2 separate regions of the Homo sapiens genome follow, and region 2 is linked to region 1. Evidence: read pairs that join two places in POLR2A ChIA-PET (ENCODE). Cell type or tissue: MCF 10A. All regions are shown on one strand. Each heading gives the region's core, and the rest is flanking DNA. Links, peaks and the distances in the headings are about the cores only. Region 1 overlaps LHFPL2 (LHFPL tetraspan subfamily member 2). Region 2 has its middle 33 kb from the start of AP3B1.

Region 1 (8,520 bases), core at 2,750-5,249:
TATTTGTTCCATCAATTTATAGCATACACACTCACACATTTTCTGAACTATCTGAAAATGAGTTGCAGATGTTCTGACACTTCACCCCTAAATACTTTAGCATACACCTCCTAAAAATAAGAACATTTTCCTATATAACCACAACAAGATTAGCACACCCAAGAGAATGGACAATAATCCCCTTATATCCAAAGCCTAGTTCCTACTCAAATTTCCCTACCCCTGCCCTGTTTTTAATAGCTGTTTTCTTAAAACCATGACTCAATCACAGCTCATGCATTGCATTTGATTAGGTTCTTTTAGTCAAGAATAGTCTTCCCACCCAACCTATTCCACCCCATCCCAATTATTTTCCCCGACATTGACTATTTGAAGATACTGGGCTAGTTGTCCTACAAAATACTTGACAATCTGGATTTGTCGATTTCCTCATGATTTCATTTCAACTTGTTCTCTATCCTCTATTTCAGAGAAACTGGAAGTTACATCTAAAGGCTAGACTGGTAGATGCTTGGCCGATCTCTGTTTTCACTCTTGCAATCTCCCTCAGACACATGAATCCCACAAGGGTCAGCAATATGGCCTCCATCCCCGTTTCTTCTGCAAGGATGGGAGGATTAAGAGAATTAGAATGTATGTGCTTTTGCCTTCCAAGAGTTGGAAAGACCCTCCAGAGTGTTGCTTCTTAAAGTGTGGGTTCCTGGACCATCTCCCAGAGGAGAATGACAGCTACCTGTTTTAAAAAGTACATTCCTGGTCCCCAACCAACCACTGAATCAAACTTTTTGGATGGTGCCAGAATCTGCATTTCTAACAAGTTCCTAGGAGAGCCTTTCACAGAAAGGCCACTGTGAGGCAGCGTGGAAAAGGTCAGTTCCTTGGTATTGGGGAGGGGAGGCTGAAGGGCAGAGGCAGGAGGAATGTGGCCTGGCTCAGTCAGGACAGACCCAGCAGCCAGACCACCTGTCCCCTGCACAGCTCATGATGCCTCCCAGGTCACAGGGCCCAGTGACTGTAGGGAAACCAGCTGTTCTCCCAGCTCATCTGTTGTCTGATAATCCTCGTACAGCATGAAACGATCTGCCCAAACATTCAGGTCCTTCTCTTCAGAAGACAAAAGGAGCCTTAAGAACTGGAAGGATAGTGTTGGCACAAAAAGTACAGGACTTTGCATGACTTAAAAAAAAATGTACCAAAGGAGGTTTTGAAACTCTCATTCTGGCCACCCCGTAAAACACATTCACTACAGAAATACAGACATCTTGATTATATTTAAGAGGACCCAAATGCACTAACAATTCTATTATTCTTTAGGGTACGTCTAAACATGCTCAAGACCTCCTGCTTTTGCCAATTTCCTTGGCTCAACTTCTGATCGACTCCTCTTCTCCATCCCATCTCTGACTTCTGGGAAAACTCTGAAGCTATGGTTCCCAATTAGGGGCAATTCTGTCCCCACACCAACTTTGCAGGGGACGTTTGGCAATGTCTGAAGGCATTTGGGGCTGTCACAGCTGTGGGGGTAGGGGTGTGTGCTACTGGTATCTGGTGGACAGGGGCGCTGTCAAACAAAAATTACCTGGCCCCAAATGTCAGTATCGTCAATGTTGAGAAACCCTGCTCTGGGGGCTTCTCACAGAGGGCAATTTTGAATGTATAGGAGCAACTTGAGATGATTTTTAAGATCTATTTTTAAAAGGTCTATTCTGATGCGTATGTCTATAATCTGCGCATTCATGATATTTACTAAATTAAATATATTTTTAGTTGTTTTTCTCCATTTTTAAAAAAGGCCATGCTAGTTTGGATGTCCAAGATGACAGGATGATAGGGACTGGGGCCCCCGAAGCCAGGGCAGACTGACTCAGAACCTTGTGCCCTTGAGCCTGTCTTTCCTGGGGTCCTGGGTGGTCTCTGCATCACACGCTAAAGTTAACTTCTGTTTTCATAAATCTCTATTCTGCGAATGGCAAAATGGGGCTCCCCATTCATTACTGTTACCTTTCTTCACCTACACCTGAGGGGCCTGGACATGGGTTCAGAAAACTGCATGGTTGGCCACACAGGCTTCTGCTTCTCTCAAACTCCTCTCCTCCAGAGTTGGGCTGGTCACTCAGGAGGTACTCAGGTGGCCTTGGCCACCCCAAATCTCAGGGAATCTCAAGGACCCTACAAGGTAGACCTATAAGATTTTCAGGCATTCTGATTCTTACCTGACCCCTCTTAAACATGCTTCTTTTCCCCTTGAAACTGTTGACATTCTCAGCTGCCTCGCAGCCCCTCCCTCCAAACACACCTGAACAAGTCTCTTTTTCTCTGGGCATGGGATCCCCCACTGAGCTCTTTTGACCCCCATGCTCACTGCCAAGTTTGTTGTTTAATACACCCATCCTGGCCAGTCATAGGTTTCTTTCTTGATGCCAACTCCAACTCCTCCTGTATCCAATTAATCTACCTCTGGCCACTCATTTCTAGAGGCCATTTTCACCCTCCCATCCTGAGGCATCTGTATTAGTCTGTTCTCATGCTGCTAATAAAGACATACCCGAAACTGGGTAATTTATAAAGGAAAGAGGTTTAATGGACTCACAGTTCCACATGGCTGGGGAGACCTCACAATCATGGAAGAAGGTGAATGAGGAGCAAAGGTACACCTTACATGGCAGCAGGCAAGGAAGCATGTGCAGGGGAACTGCCCTTTATAAAACCATCAGATCTCGTGAGACTACTGACTATCATGAGAACAGCATGGGAAAAACTCGCCCCCATGATTCAATTACCTCCCATTGGGTCCCTCCCATGACATGTGGGGATTATGGGAGCTACAATTCAAATGAGATTTGGGTGGGGACACAGCCAAACCATACCAGCATCTATAGCCAGAGACGGAAGGTCCACTTGTCTGGTCCTATTTTCTAAATGATTCCTTCTCTTCTAAAGCCCACTTGCGTATTTTATGTTTGTTTTCCCTCTATTTCTACAAATGTCCTCATCTAAAAGCTCTTTAGGGGGCAAGTCTTTCTTTGTGTGTCTGTCCGACAGGCAGGAGGGGCTGAATAAACCAACCTCTAAGGTAGACATTAAAATCTGATGTAGCCCAGATGCCATAAGCCGGGGCCATATGCCTATGCCTGTACAGACCATAGGGTCAAAAGCATTTTCAGTTTTACATGAAATTAAAACTTGAATTTCAGGAGTTGCCTTTTAATGCCACTGCTTTATAGGAATTTTAAATGAAAGGTGTTTCTCAAGTTTATAATGAATTCTGTGATACTGGGCAAAATATAAGTCTTAAAGTGAACCTCTTGTGTCTTCTCAGGATAATAAGAGAGTTTTAACTAAGAAAAGTAACAGGCTGGGTACAGTGGCTCACACCTATAATCCCAACACTTTGGGAGGCCGAGGCGGGCAGATCACCTGCGGTCAGGGATCAAGGTACGCAGCGTTTTCCAACTTTCCCTAGTGAGAATGCCACATTCAAAACTGTAGAAAGGTTTATACTTTCTCCATTTATTAACTAGAGGAAATCCCCAAATATTTAGGATTCATATTACGCTTTGAAAACAGATGGGCTTCAGTGCAGCTTCCAAAGGGATGCACACTCCTCAGGGGAACGTGAGCTCCACGCGCAGCTGCCAGTAGCCATAGGTACTTTTGAATACAGAACGATCCTTCAACTCTGGGCAGCAGCCTGGCCTGCAGGACTGAGCCGGTGTAATGACTCAGGAATGTGCCAGCTGGGAGGAGGTGGCCCAGTGAGTGTTCCTCGCTGCAGCCTAGATGAAGTCACTGCACGCTCAAAGTTCAAGATGGTCACAGAAAAACCCCTTTTTAAAAAGTCTGAACTCTTGTACTTGTTCATATGATCCAGTGTCCTCTTTCTGGGAAGAGGGACTTATTATTGTAGCTTCTAACAATAGTGAGGCATAGTAAACAGAGATAAAGTTCAGCTGGATGTCCCAGAAGCAGTGAGGAAACCAGGCCACTTAAAAACAAAGCAAAAGGCTGAGGCAGAAATGGCTTTAGGTTCATTTCTATAAGAGATGCTTCCCAACTCCCTGTTCCCCAGGTGCTCACCTGTATGGGCTGCTAAGCAACGTGGACAGGGGAAGTCTGTCCCATTCTATGCCCAGTGCTATGGACTCCCAGGAGCTCCAGCTACCTTGCTCCCCAACATGAGCCAGGCTGGAGAAGATGACCACTGAGAACCCACACAGCCCTCCGTAAGAGAGAGACGCGAGGCAAGAGAGCCTGGGGGAATCCACAGAAGAAAAACTAGACTGGATTTTGGTTAGGTGATAAAAAGGAGCATGTCCCTGGGGTGCTGACAGATACTTCTTTGAGGTGGTTAGGACAGACCTCATCACAGTAAACCATTTCTCACAGCCCTGATCACTGCAGAGCAGTTCCTTTTCTCTGTACCCTACAAGTGGGTGGCTGATAATTCTGGGTTCCAGTATAACATGGCAACAGCCAGAATCTGCCTCTGGGGCGGGATCTGTCAGGCTTCAGGAAGGGTACACAGGACAAAACCCCTCACCTCCACCCGTCCAGGGCAATGAGCTCATCCAGAAAGGCACCATGTAAGAATGATTCAGTCTGGAGGCAGACACTTAATCTGAACCCTGGTCCTCAGTAGTGACCTTAGGTGAAATTGGGCCCGTGTTCCTCAGTTCCTGTGTCCGTAAAATGGAGTAATAGCCTACCGCATAGGGATGTTGTGAGGATCAATTAAGTTAAAGTAAGTATCAAGCTTAGAACAGCACTTAGCACATGGCCAGCACTCCATCCATGTGGACTATGCCCCTGCAACAGGATCCAGCCTCCCCGTCCCTTGACCCGGCATAAATGCGACCACTTCTGGCTTTGTGTCTCAGGCACTCCTTTTGCCACTTAGATCTTCCGGTTCTGGAGCCCATCTGGCATGTAGGTAATTAGCCTTTCCTTCAAATACTAATTTCCCCATGTAAAAGGAGTTGTGTGGTGGAAAGGATGTAACACAGAGCTGGAACTGCTTCAATGCTATAAACCACGCTCTAGCATTAACTAGCTCTGTGTCTTTGGGCAATAAACGTCACCTCTCTAAGGACAGTTTCCTCATCTCTAAAGTGGGGGTAAGGAAAGTCGCTGCCACGCTTTTTGGGTGGAACACAAAAACTGTGCACGGAGAGCCAGGTATAATCGTAGGTACCAAGACATAGTAGGAATCATTACTATTACCATCATATAGGTCAACATTTATGTTTCTGCCGCTTATCTCCCCAAGGCCACAAAAGCACCTTCTATTATCATCCTCACTCTCTGTAGAAGGAAATTTGTCCAATGGCAAAGTCATAGGCAAGGGAAAAAGACCCACTAGGCAGGCAGGCAGGAAAACACGGGTCCCGACCCAGGCTCTCGGCTAATGGATGTGTGACCTCGCACAGCTCCACTGCCTACTCTGGCTTCAATGTCTCAGGCCCAAAGTGAAGGCGCTGGACTTGCAGATCACCACTGTCACTTTCAGCTCCAAAAGTCAGTCACTTCAAGCATATGACCACCTCTTCTACCTTCTCCCAGACTAGAGGCTCCTTCTAGAGCAGATGGCTCCATAGGACCTGCTCCTCTGGAGAGGGAGGTCTCTGGTTGGAAGGGAGACGGGGAGACCCCACAGGTTACCAGGAATGGCAACGGACAGCCGTGGCTGATGGAGAGCTGAGCAGCCATGGCCAGGGCACACCCGTGGGCACTACACAATGGCCCTGGCCAAGGGTGGGAGCTGGCCTGGCTCCCTCTTCTGCTCATATGTTTTTTTTCCTGGGGTGGGAGAACCTAACTCTGACTTCTACTCTTGGGAAAACGGTAGAGCATTTCCCACTACGGTCTTTCGGCTAACTGCTAACTGCTACAAATGAGGCCCCCCTGCCCCGGGCCGCAGAGATGGACCCTGCCATTAAAGGACCCTTACTCAGTTCTGAAAAATCACTGACCGTTCCTTTCTTATATACTTTTCCTTCCTGTTTCAGACAACTAAAATGCTTGGAATCACGAACAATTTGATAGCTGTATGCCGAAAGACATGGCAGAATACAAAGTCTTAACCGTTTTTAAAAGGATTTCTATTTTGCTTTCTTATATATGTCAAGAAAGGTGCCAACTGATTAACACATACATATCAATTGGAATTCTAAAGCTGAAAAGCCAGCACTATGGGAGACTCCTTTTTAAGTGACTTAGCTTCAGGCAAGAGTCAGAAGTCATATCCCTTTCATTTCAAAACATAAACTGTATGAAACAGTCCTATAAAATTAACGTGTGCTATTTATCCTCCATTCCTCAGTAAATTATTAAAATCAAGCAGTACAATTCTCTCATCAGTTATAAATGGCCCTAGAAGGCAGATTTACATCTATCCAGGGGCAATTTCTGATGAGTATTTTTATTAATGATCTAATAAAATGTCTTGTTTTGTTATCAACTAAATGATTCAAATGATGTTTTAAAATCTAATACTCCAACCCAATAGTCTGGTGATTAAGCTACTGAGATGACATTAATTTAAAGTGATTTGCAATTTTATTTGGCATTATCAACAACACCATGGATAGATTTAAATTTTTTTAAAAAAATTTTGCCTCCCATGCTGTTAAAGGCAATATTTTATAAGGTTCAGTAAAACTGAGCTGATTAGCATGATAATCACCAATAGCAAAGGTCAGGGGTGAGAGGTTCTGATAAGATAAATTACTTGGCAGTCAGCCACGCACATCCTAAATTGACAGGTGGGCTGAAAGCTTGGGTTGTGAGAATAAAGCTATGTCAACAACAAGAATGACCCAAACACGTCCACTTTCACTCCTCCTAATTTCCTGACTTTTGCTCCAATCTGCCATTTAGCAGAGATGGGCATTCATAAAAGGAAGTGCTGAACCATCTCAGGCCTTTGTGATATGGGCAGGAATGAAAATGCAGACCTTCTACGGCTGGCTATGCGGAGGAGAGCAATAACCCTATGCTGTGTGCAGATACGACCCCTACTCCCACCCCAGGAAACCAAGGGCCCAGGCTCTTAACAGACCTGATGGATTTCTGAGGTAATAGGTAAAGCTGCATCAATTCTGCAAAAATAATTTTTCCCAGAACCCAGAATATTTGCTTTTTCCTCTCTTCTCACCAAAACTCATGCTTCTTGAAAATAATACTCATTAAACATCAGCTAAAACTAAAGCACTTAAAAAGGAGTCACATTGGCCAGGCATGTTGGCTCACAGCTGTAATCTAGGGAGGCCCAGGCGGGTGGATCACCTGAGCTCAGGAGTTTGAGACCAGCCTGACCAACATGGCAAAACCCTGTCTCTACTAAAAAAAACAAAAATTTAGCCAGGCATGGTGGCGGGCACCTGTAGTCTCAGCTACTCAGGAGGCTGAGGCATGAGAATCACTTAAACCCAGGAGGCTGAGGTTGCAGTGAGCCGAGATCACGCATTGCGCTTCAGCCTGGGTGACAGAGTGAGACTCTTGTCTCAAAATAAAAAAAAAATTTTAAAAAGGAGTCTCTCACATTGCTGACCTCCCAAACCAAAGAATTCACGTTAATATACGTTTGCTGACACTTGTTTATCACTGTGATTACTAACAGCCAACTTTTATTGAACCAAGCACTGAAGTTCTAAAGTGGTAAGGCAATTCAGACACCTCTAGAACCAACCCTTGTTCACAACCAATTGTCCAAGGTTGAAGTACTGGACAATGGGGGTGGAGAGGGAAGGCAGGGAAGGAGACCTGAAGATACTCTTACTGCCCTCCGGAAACTTATTAACACTGGAATCAGGAAATACACAGATATAATAAAGACCTGAGCCACTGAAGACCATAACTAGGTCATTGAGAACTCAGTGCCCTGATGTGGGTAGGGCAGGACTGAGGGGTGAGAATCTTGAGAAAACCAAGATAAGGTTTTATCAGGGATATGATATCTGGGAAGTAAACAGACGGTTAATTCAAATGGGAGAGTTGTAGCTGAGGGGGGAGAAAAGGTTGACGTTTTTCTGCATCTGTTGTATAACCCCAGATGGTCGCATAAAAACACTTCTTAATAGAAGTCAAGAAGGGTGGACCATGCTGACACTGCTTATGTTCTCAGCAAGACAGAAGTGGCTGATAACCCTTTTCTGGCGTGTGCACGTGTGTGTGTCTGTGGTGTGTGTGTGTGTGTGTGTGTGTGTATTTCTGCAAGTAAAAATGGAAAATGAAGGGGCGAGTGATTTTTTAACCCAGGCATATCTGCTAGCTATATAGTATGATGAATTTCAAACAGAAGAATTAAAACTCACCTTATGTTCTCACAGCCCCTCGTACCCATTCGAATTCACTTTTTAACTCACAGGATTATTTGTGAACTTTTTATAATGGTTTACGAGGAACTAGAATGACCCTTAACTACTTTAAATATGTTAGGCACTCAGGAGACTTGGGAGCTCTCAGTGTACAGAAAGCCTGGGGTAGGATGGAGCTCCCCCACAGTGAGGGGGTAGAAGAAGG
Region 2 (8,520 bases), core at 3,439-5,938, 190 kb before region 1:
CTCTTCTTCCTGGCACTACAGCAAAGCACAAAGATTGGAATATTGAGCATTTCAGCAAAGAGCCAAGGTAATTTAGATTTTTATTGCTACATTTGGTCCTTGGCTTTAAACAAGCCAAAAAAGAACCCTCAGAAAAAGTAATTTACTAAATCATGGTACCAACCAAATCATGAACAACAAAACTGCAATGCTTGGCTTTCCTTGGGTTTTGTCTGTGTTGCTAAGATATTAGACAAGTCTGACTGACAAGCAGTATTTTGCAGAAAAGGAGTTGAGAATGCTCTCTTGGCAAGGCAGAGGTTGAGGTATAGAGACTAATGCTATCTTCTTATTTTGTAACTAAGATGACTTTGCTGGGCCTCTTGCCTTAATTGCCCTTGGGATGATTAACATTGGCTCCAAGCTCCCAGGATACAGACTAATCCATTTGGTGAGGCTCCTGGGAACTTGCTAGCCAGCTTAGATCAATGGCCAACAAAGATTTGATGATTCCTTAGAGGAGCCATCAATGAAATAAAATGTTAATCTTCAGGGTAAAATACACACACATACACACACCCAAGCACACACACACAATGAAATTTCCTTAAGAGAAGGAACCATGCCTTATTCATGTTTGCAGGATTGTAAAGATTAAATGGGTTGATGCATGCCAAAGAAACTTAGAATGGTACTTGGCAAAGGGTAATCAGTAAATATGTAGCAGTTGCTATTTTTGTTTATATCCACTGTGTTCAGTACAGTAACTGTTATATAATAGAAACCAATACACTTTAAATGACTTTTAAAGGAATATAGATTTATTATTTGTCTCCGCTTTGTTAGATGCCCATTGAAGAGAATTCAAATTTAACATTTCAACTAAAAAAAGAGTATATTATGTTTATAAATTTTGAAAACCACTGCCGCAGAGGATGGAGAGTCAGCAAAGACTTTAAAAAAGAGGATAATATGATTAGGGTTCTCTTTTTTTAGGTGGGACAGGGTCTCACTGTCACCCAGGCTACCATGCAGTGGTGCAATCATGGCTCACTGCGGTCTTGACCTCTGGGGCTCAAGCAATCCTCCCACCTCAGCCTCCTGAGTAGCTGAGTAGCTGGGACCACAGGCATGAGCCACTATGCCTGGCTAATTTTTTTTCTTAATTTTGTAGAGATGAGGTCTTGTTATGTTGCCCAGGCTGGTTTTGAACTCCTGGGCTCAAGTGATTCTCTTGTCTTGGCCTCCCAAAGTGCTGGGATTACAGGCATGAGCCACAGAGATGGGCCTCAGAATTTATTTTTAAAAGATATTTGAAACTATAGGTGACTTGGAAAAGTTAGACTTGAAGCAGAGAAACCAGAATGAGGAATATGACATCCAGATCTGAGGAAATAAGATCTTGAATTAAGGCAGTGGTAATGAGGATTAAAAAAAAAGATGTCAGACTAGTGAGATATATAGGATATGGAGGTTATAGGATTTAATGACCAATTCCAAGGTGAGAGTGAAGAAGTCACAGAGAATAAATCACCTGCCTCTGACTTGGGAAACAGAATAGAGAGTGACCCTTAACTAGAGTAGGTTATTCACAAAGCAGAGAAAGGTTGGTGAGAGAAAGAGTTAAACTTTAATTATGTTAAGTTAGAGGCACCATTGGGACATTCAGATAAAATGTCGCCGAGGCAGCAGGATATAATAATCTGAGGATCAGAACTGAAGTCTGAGATAGGGATAGAAATTTGGAAATCATTGGCAAAAAATGTGAGGTCATCCACGCTGATGAGATCAACCACAAAGAAGGATAGAATAAAGAGAGAAGAGGCTTAAGGAGTCGGCAGAGGGACGAGGAAAGGAGCTACAACCAACTTGTCAGCAGGGAAGAGGAGAATAAGGAGAGCAAGACCAACGGAGTTACCAGGGTAGTGTTCAAGAGAGAAGGAGAGAGATCAGTAGTAACAAATACTATAGAAGTCAAGTGAAACATGAAATGAAGGTGAAACTTACCCACTGGGCACAGTGTAGGAGCTTAATAATATTTGATAAATTGGATATATAAGCTACTACACACAAAGCGAATCATTGCTGATCTTGCCTCCAATCTACCTTCTTAATTATCTACACTAAACATTTTTTCCAAACCTTTTAGTCCCTTGAAGATAAAAAATACTTTGATTTAGTAACTTTCTCCAGAATACATTGGGCCTTCCTAACCCTCATGCTTTGTTGTATGCCATTCACCCTGGCTAAAATACAATTGATCTATGTCTCTACTTATACCAACCTACTGACCTCTCATACCTGGATCAAATCCCAACTTCCCCATTCAATCTTCCATGATTTTCCCAAACAGAAGTAATCATCACCTCCATAAAACTCCCAAAGGGGCCGTGCGCAGTGGCTCAAGCCTGTAATCCCAGCACTTTGGGAGGCCGAGGCGGGCGGAGCACGAGGTCAAGAGAGCAAGACCATCCTGGCCAAAATGATGAAACCCTGTCTCTACTAATAGTACAAAAATTAGCTGGGCATAGTGCGTGTGCCTGTAGTCCCAGTTACTCCAGAAGCTGAGGCAGGAGAATCACTTGAACCCGGGAGGCAGAGGTTGCTGTGAGCTGAGATTGCACCACTGCACTCCAGCCTGGTGACAAAGTGAGACTTTGTCTCCAAAAAAAAAAAAAAAAATACACACACACACACACACACACACAAAACTCCCAAAGGACCATTTTTTTAATCTATATCAGTAAATTATCAAGTTAATGTTTTTATTTATAACATTATCATATTCTATTTTTCTCTTGTTCCTTGAACAAAAATTTTTATCTTGTATTATAAATTAAATTTGTAGGTGTCTGTATCTTGCCTCCCATCTAGATGATAAATTCCTGGATAACAGGGATAAGACCTCATAATTTTCTCTGTTCCAAATATTTACTGAATGCCAAAAATGTGTGGAGCTCTAGTAGAGATACCAGGGATAGTATTGTAAATAAGACAGGCAACATCTTACCGTCATGGAGTTTATATTCTGCTGGATATACTTGAACTTATTATGTCCCTCAGCTCCTTCTCACTCACACTATCAGAACAATATACCTTACTGTTCTTGGGTTCATGAACCCCATGTCCTTTATAATATCCTTTATAAACATTTCCTAACCCTAGACTTCTAATATGACAGATGCTGAAGTGGAATAAGGGACGTCTAATTGAGTTATGAAGATCACTATAACATGTAGACTTTGGAGTCAGATTTTAGTTGAAATGTCAGATGTGCCATTTACTAGAAGGGTGACTGAAAACAATTTTTTTTGTTGGTTTTTGAGACAGGGTCTCACTCTGTCACCCAGGCTGAAGCACAGTGACACACTCAAAGCTTACTGCAGCCTTGAGTGAGGCTCAAGTGATCCTCCCACTTCAGCATCCCTAATAGCTGGGACTACAGGCGTGCACCAGCGCTCCTGGCTAATTTTTGTATTTTTTGTAGAGTCGGGGTTTCACCATATTGCCCAGGCTGGTCTTGAACTTCTGGGCTCAAGCAATCTGCCTGCCTCAGTACCCCAAAGTGCTTGGGATAACAAGCGTGAGCCACTATGCCCAGCCTGAACACAATTTTTAACTTTTTTGAGGTTCAGTTTTTTCATCATAAGAATTGTAATAATACCTATCATCCAGAATTACTGTGAAAGTCAAATGAAATAATTACATAGCTGCTAAGAATACATGTTAATTATGTTAAAAGTATCTTTAAAATTAAGAGGTCATTGCTCTGAAGAAGAAAGAGTAGTGAGGGGAGTCTAGCTCTACCAAATATTGAAACATTTTATAGTTACAGTAACCAAAATAATATAGTTCTAGAATATGAAAAGAAAAATATGAGTAAAGTAAACCAGAAAGCCTGGAAATAAGCCCCAATATATATGAAAACAGAGTATTGTCCTTAGTTGGAGAAAAAGGTCACACTCTGGTCTTCCTCTGGTTGTACCACTTTTGGCAGGACAAAGCGATATGCCCACCTGAAACCTGTCACCTCCCTTCACCTCACTTTGGTTACCCGACCTTTCATTGGCATTGCCTGACTCACTGTCCCAAGACCACTTCAAGGACTGTGTTAGACTTTCCCCTTCTCCATCCTCCTGAGAGTGGCCATGAAATCTTTATTGTACCCATAAGCCCCCTGATCAACTTAGAGAGTTCACCACTCTTTCCTCTTTGACGCTTTCTTCACTTGGCATCTGGCTCACCACTCTCTCTTGGTTTTTCACCTGACTCACTTACTTACTTGGTCTCCTTTCCTAGTTCCTCCTTATATCCCCAACATCTGAATTCCCAAGTACCTCAGGCTCAGTCTTCAGTCTTCTTCTGTCATTGCAGTCCATTACTAAATTATCTCATTCCATCACATGGTTTTAAATAACATCTATAAACTGACAACTTTCAAATTGATATTTCTAGCCCTGACACCTCCCTTGAAATCTTCTCTTATATATCCAGCTACCTATTTGATATCTCCATGTAAGTGTCTAAATAGGCATCTCAAATTTATGCCCAAACATTTACAAAACTAAACACTTTATTATCTACTACCTCAACCAACTTTTTTCCACAGCCTTTTCCCATGGTAGCAAATGACAAAATCTATTCTTCCCAGTTGCTCAGGCCAAAACCTCAGTCATTCTTGTGTCTTCTCCTTCCTTTGTGTTTCATGTCCAATCCATTAGCAAATCCAGTAGACCTTACTTACAACATTTGTCTGGAATTTGATCACTCCTCGCCCCACTGCCACTACTAATCAAATACAATTTGCCATCCTCTCTCACCTGGGTTACTCATCTGGATGAGCAAGTTTTATCTGTAAAGGGCCAGATAGTAAATATTTTAGGCTTTGCAGACTATAGAGTCTCTGTTGCAACCACTCAACTCTGTTCTTGCAGGCCTGAAGCAGCCACAGACATTACTTAAATGAATAGGTGTGGCTGTGTTCCAGTAAATCTTGATTTACAAAAACAGGCATTGGGCCAGATTTGGCCAGCAGGCCATAGTTTGCCAACTCCTGACCTGGATGACTGCACCGCCCCGTAACTAGTCTCCCTCTTTCTACCTTTCCTCCTAAAATTGAGACATGGGTGAAGGTGATAGCTTTGAATAAGAGGGAAGAAAGGAAAGATGAGTAAAAATATAGGTGAATTTAGTCTTCCCAGTTGCCTGAATACTCCCAGAGAAAGCACCAAGCGAGGCGACAAGCCACTGCCTGGACTCACAGTTGCCCCATAAATGGTAACAACCAAAACATGCTGACTCATCTTGACTACAACAAAGTCACCTATATTTTTACTCATCTTTCCTTTCTTCCCTCTTATTCAAAGCTATCACCTTCACCCGTGTCTCAAATGTCACAAGAGTGCATCATCAAGTAATGAAGATGGAGTATAATTGGGATAGACCTTACTGAAGAAGAAAGATTTGAACTGCACAGTGTTGCCAAGAGCCAGTTCCTACTGCCTAGAGTGAAAACACTTTTTCCGGCCTCCCCTTTCTCCAAAGGGCCAACAAAATTAAAATCTTTACAAAGAATTTGTATACATACACAATATAGTTGGGTCCTGAGCCCCTTTGAGACTGGCCCTTGAGCTGACCAAACTGTTCCTAACCCATTCCACCCGCCGTGTCCACCCTGGAGCTCACACTAGGGGGAAATTTCCCCAAAATCACTCCTAACACAAATACCTAACATTCAAAATCAGTGAACAGCTTTCAAATGGAGGTAATTCTCTTGTGAACAAAGTAGTATTTGAATTTAATCTTCCCAGTTGCCTGAATACTCCCAGAGAAAGCACCAAGCGAGGCGACAAGCCACTGCCTGGACTCACAGTTGCCCCATAAATGGTAACAACCAAAACATGCTGACTCATCTTGACTACAACATAACTCCTTAAAATACCATCTTCCCACACAACAAAGTTTTCACAATTAGAAGAGAGGTGGGACTATTTTAACATACAAATCCTATGTCTGTTTTTTCACTTAATAGCATGTGAAATACTTACCCTATTGTGGTGACAATAGCTCTTAGAGAAGCACAGCGTGTAGCCAGTAAAGATCTTTCTGAGGTGGTTTTCTTGAGGTTTAGGGGTTAAAAAACTATCACTTGTTAAAAAGTACATAAAGGATTTCCAGATGTAAATCATTTGTAAATTTATCTCAAGGGGTATTAGGAAATGAATAATGAAACCAGCACATACTATGTGCCTGGGAGGAAAACTTCAGGACAATAATTATCAAAATTATAATGAAAACCAAGTGGTAATTAGCCTCATTGGTTAAACTAATTAAGTGAGCAAAAAACACTTTCGGAAAATAAAATTTCAGATGTTTAATATTAAAGCATTTGTACTACAATTTCAGTATAGCTTTGAGAACATGTAAGTGCAATTTAGAGAGTCGTTCTCCGTATAATGGAGTGGTGGAAGCAGCAATAAATGATGTAAAAAGCACATTAAAGGCTACATGAATTCACAAGTCCATACTTTGTTTTAGTATGTCATCAGTGCTTGTGTTTAATGTCATATTTGAGTCTTCATTAGAGTGTCGCTCCTTTTGAATTCATGTGACTAAATATTACAGAGGTTTAGGCTGGTGTTAGCCCAGAATATTTTTGACCACCAAGTCATTGAAAACTGTGCTATTTATCGTTACCCCCAACACAAGGGGGGAAAAGTGCTGTATATTGGAATTATTTTGCACTTTAACAACCAAACTTTTCTAATGAAGACTCTATATCCATCCATCTACTATACATCCATTAATTTATTTGCTCATTTATCAATTTCCCGGATGCCCGCCTTTTCTTTCCATGGCAGTGTCCTAGGAGCTAGGGTTACAAGTAGCTTACAGTCTGGTTGGAGGAGTCATATTTGTAAATAGATAAGTGCCATTAATTGTTATAGCTTCTGCGTTAGGAGTACCTACAGGATTTGGTGGGGCCCAGGGCAGTAGCAGTGAATGGAGGAATGGACGAATGGACGAGCATGGGGAGGAAGCTCTGCAGAGGAGGAAGTGCTGGAGCTTTGTTCTTTTGTCTCCTTTATTCATTCTGTTCCCGCTTCCTACAACACCCTTCTCTCACTTCTGATTGGGCTAAACCTTGCTCAAAACTTTAAAAAGTGGTGTATAGCCTGTAACCCCTGCACTTTGGGAGGCTGAGGCGGGCAGATCACTTGAGGTCAGGAGTTCGAGACCAGCCTGGCCAACGTGGTGAAACCCTGTCTCTACTAAAAATACAAAAATTAGCTGGGTGTGGTGGTGCGTGCCTGTAATCCCAGCTACTCAGGAGGCTGAGGCAGGAGAATCACTTGAACCCAGGAGGCGGAGATTGCAGTGAGCTGAGATCACACCATTGCACTCCAGCCTGGGTGACAGAGCGAGACTCCGTCTCAAACATAATAATAATAATAATAAAAGGTGTACATATTTTCTTAACCAGTTATGTATGAATGCATCTTAATTATGTAAAATATTGAAATACAGAAGTATATAAATAGTGGAAGTCTTTCTTTACCCTGCTCCCGTTATTCTTCTACTTCGAGGTAGTACTTTTAACACTTTGTATGTGTGCAGAACTTTTTCTGTATATCTACCTGTGTTCATATATATATGCCTTTGTGTATTTATGTATATATATTCATATTAATTATATACAAACCATAAAATAAATACTGTTTTCAGTTTTTTATTTCACTTCACAGTTTATCATAGGGATTGTTTCATTACAGTTCTTCTATATCAAAATCCAGGAGTTGGAAATATCTTTTTTTTTTTTTAGCCAATTCCCTATGGATAAAAATTTAGAATTTTCTCCCAAATTTGCACTATTATAAATACTGAAATGAATACCTACAGACATATTTATGTACATGTGTATGTCTGTAGACTATATACCTGAGTGGAATTATTAAATTAAAATTATGATAAATGCTGTCACACTGTCCTCCAAAACCCATGTAGCGATATGTACTTCCACCAATTTGGTAGAAGAGTGCCTGTTTCTCTACACTTTTACCCGGTGAGAATGTTGTCAATTGTTGAACATTTTGATGGTCAGATAGTGGAAAATGTATTGTTTTAGTTTCTACTTCCCTTACTTCTGGTGAGATGAAACATCCTTCATACATTCGTTTGAAACTATCTTTTTTTTTTTTTTTTGAGAAACGGTCTTACTCTGTCACCCAGGCTGGAGTGCAGTGGCACGATCTTGGCTCACTGCAACCTCCACCTCCTGGGTTCAAGTGATTCTCCTGCCTCAGTCTCCCAAGTAGCTGGGATTACAGGTGTGTGCCACCACACCTGGCTAATTTTTGTATTTTTAGTAGAGACGGGGTTTAACCGTGTTGGCCAGCCTGGTCCCCAACTCCTGGCCCTTAGGTGATCTGCCTGCCTTGAGCTCCCAAAGGGCTGGGATTACAGGCATAAGCCACCACGCCCAGCCTAAAACTAAACTTAAAATATGAATTGATTGGTGGTTGGCAGAGGGAAAAATACAAG

The links. Peaks named below come from ENCODE experiments on the same cell type or tissue, not always from the same donor. Only the 100,000 strongest peaks of a DNase experiment are listed, where the experiment ranks them.
Region 2: POLR2A ChIA-PET joins it to region 1 with 7 read pairs; 3 of 35 experiments call an interaction of 5 or more read pairs at or near these places.

The regions. Positions count from the first base shown.
Region 1 is chr5:78,514,934-78,523,453 of GRCh38, forward strand. All of the region lies in intron 3 of LHFPL2 (LHFPL tetraspan subfamily member 2), which reads right to left. Among named protein-coding and RNA genes, the nearest start is that of LHFPL2, 130 kb to the right of the region's middle. RefSeq lists a silencer at 6,633-6,927. In MCF 10A, for the core only: no CTCF peak of the experiment used is centred there; a DNase peak (open chromatin) is centred at 3,738.
Region 2 is chr5:78,323,044-78,331,563 of GRCh38, forward strand. No RefSeq gene overlaps it. Among named protein-coding and RNA genes, the nearest start is that of AP3B1, 33 kb to the left of the region's middle. RefSeq lists an enhancer at 5,814-5,958 and a cis regulatory region at 5,881-5,891. In MCF 10A, for the core only: no CTCF peak of the experiment used is centred there; a DNase peak (open chromatin) is centred at 4,978.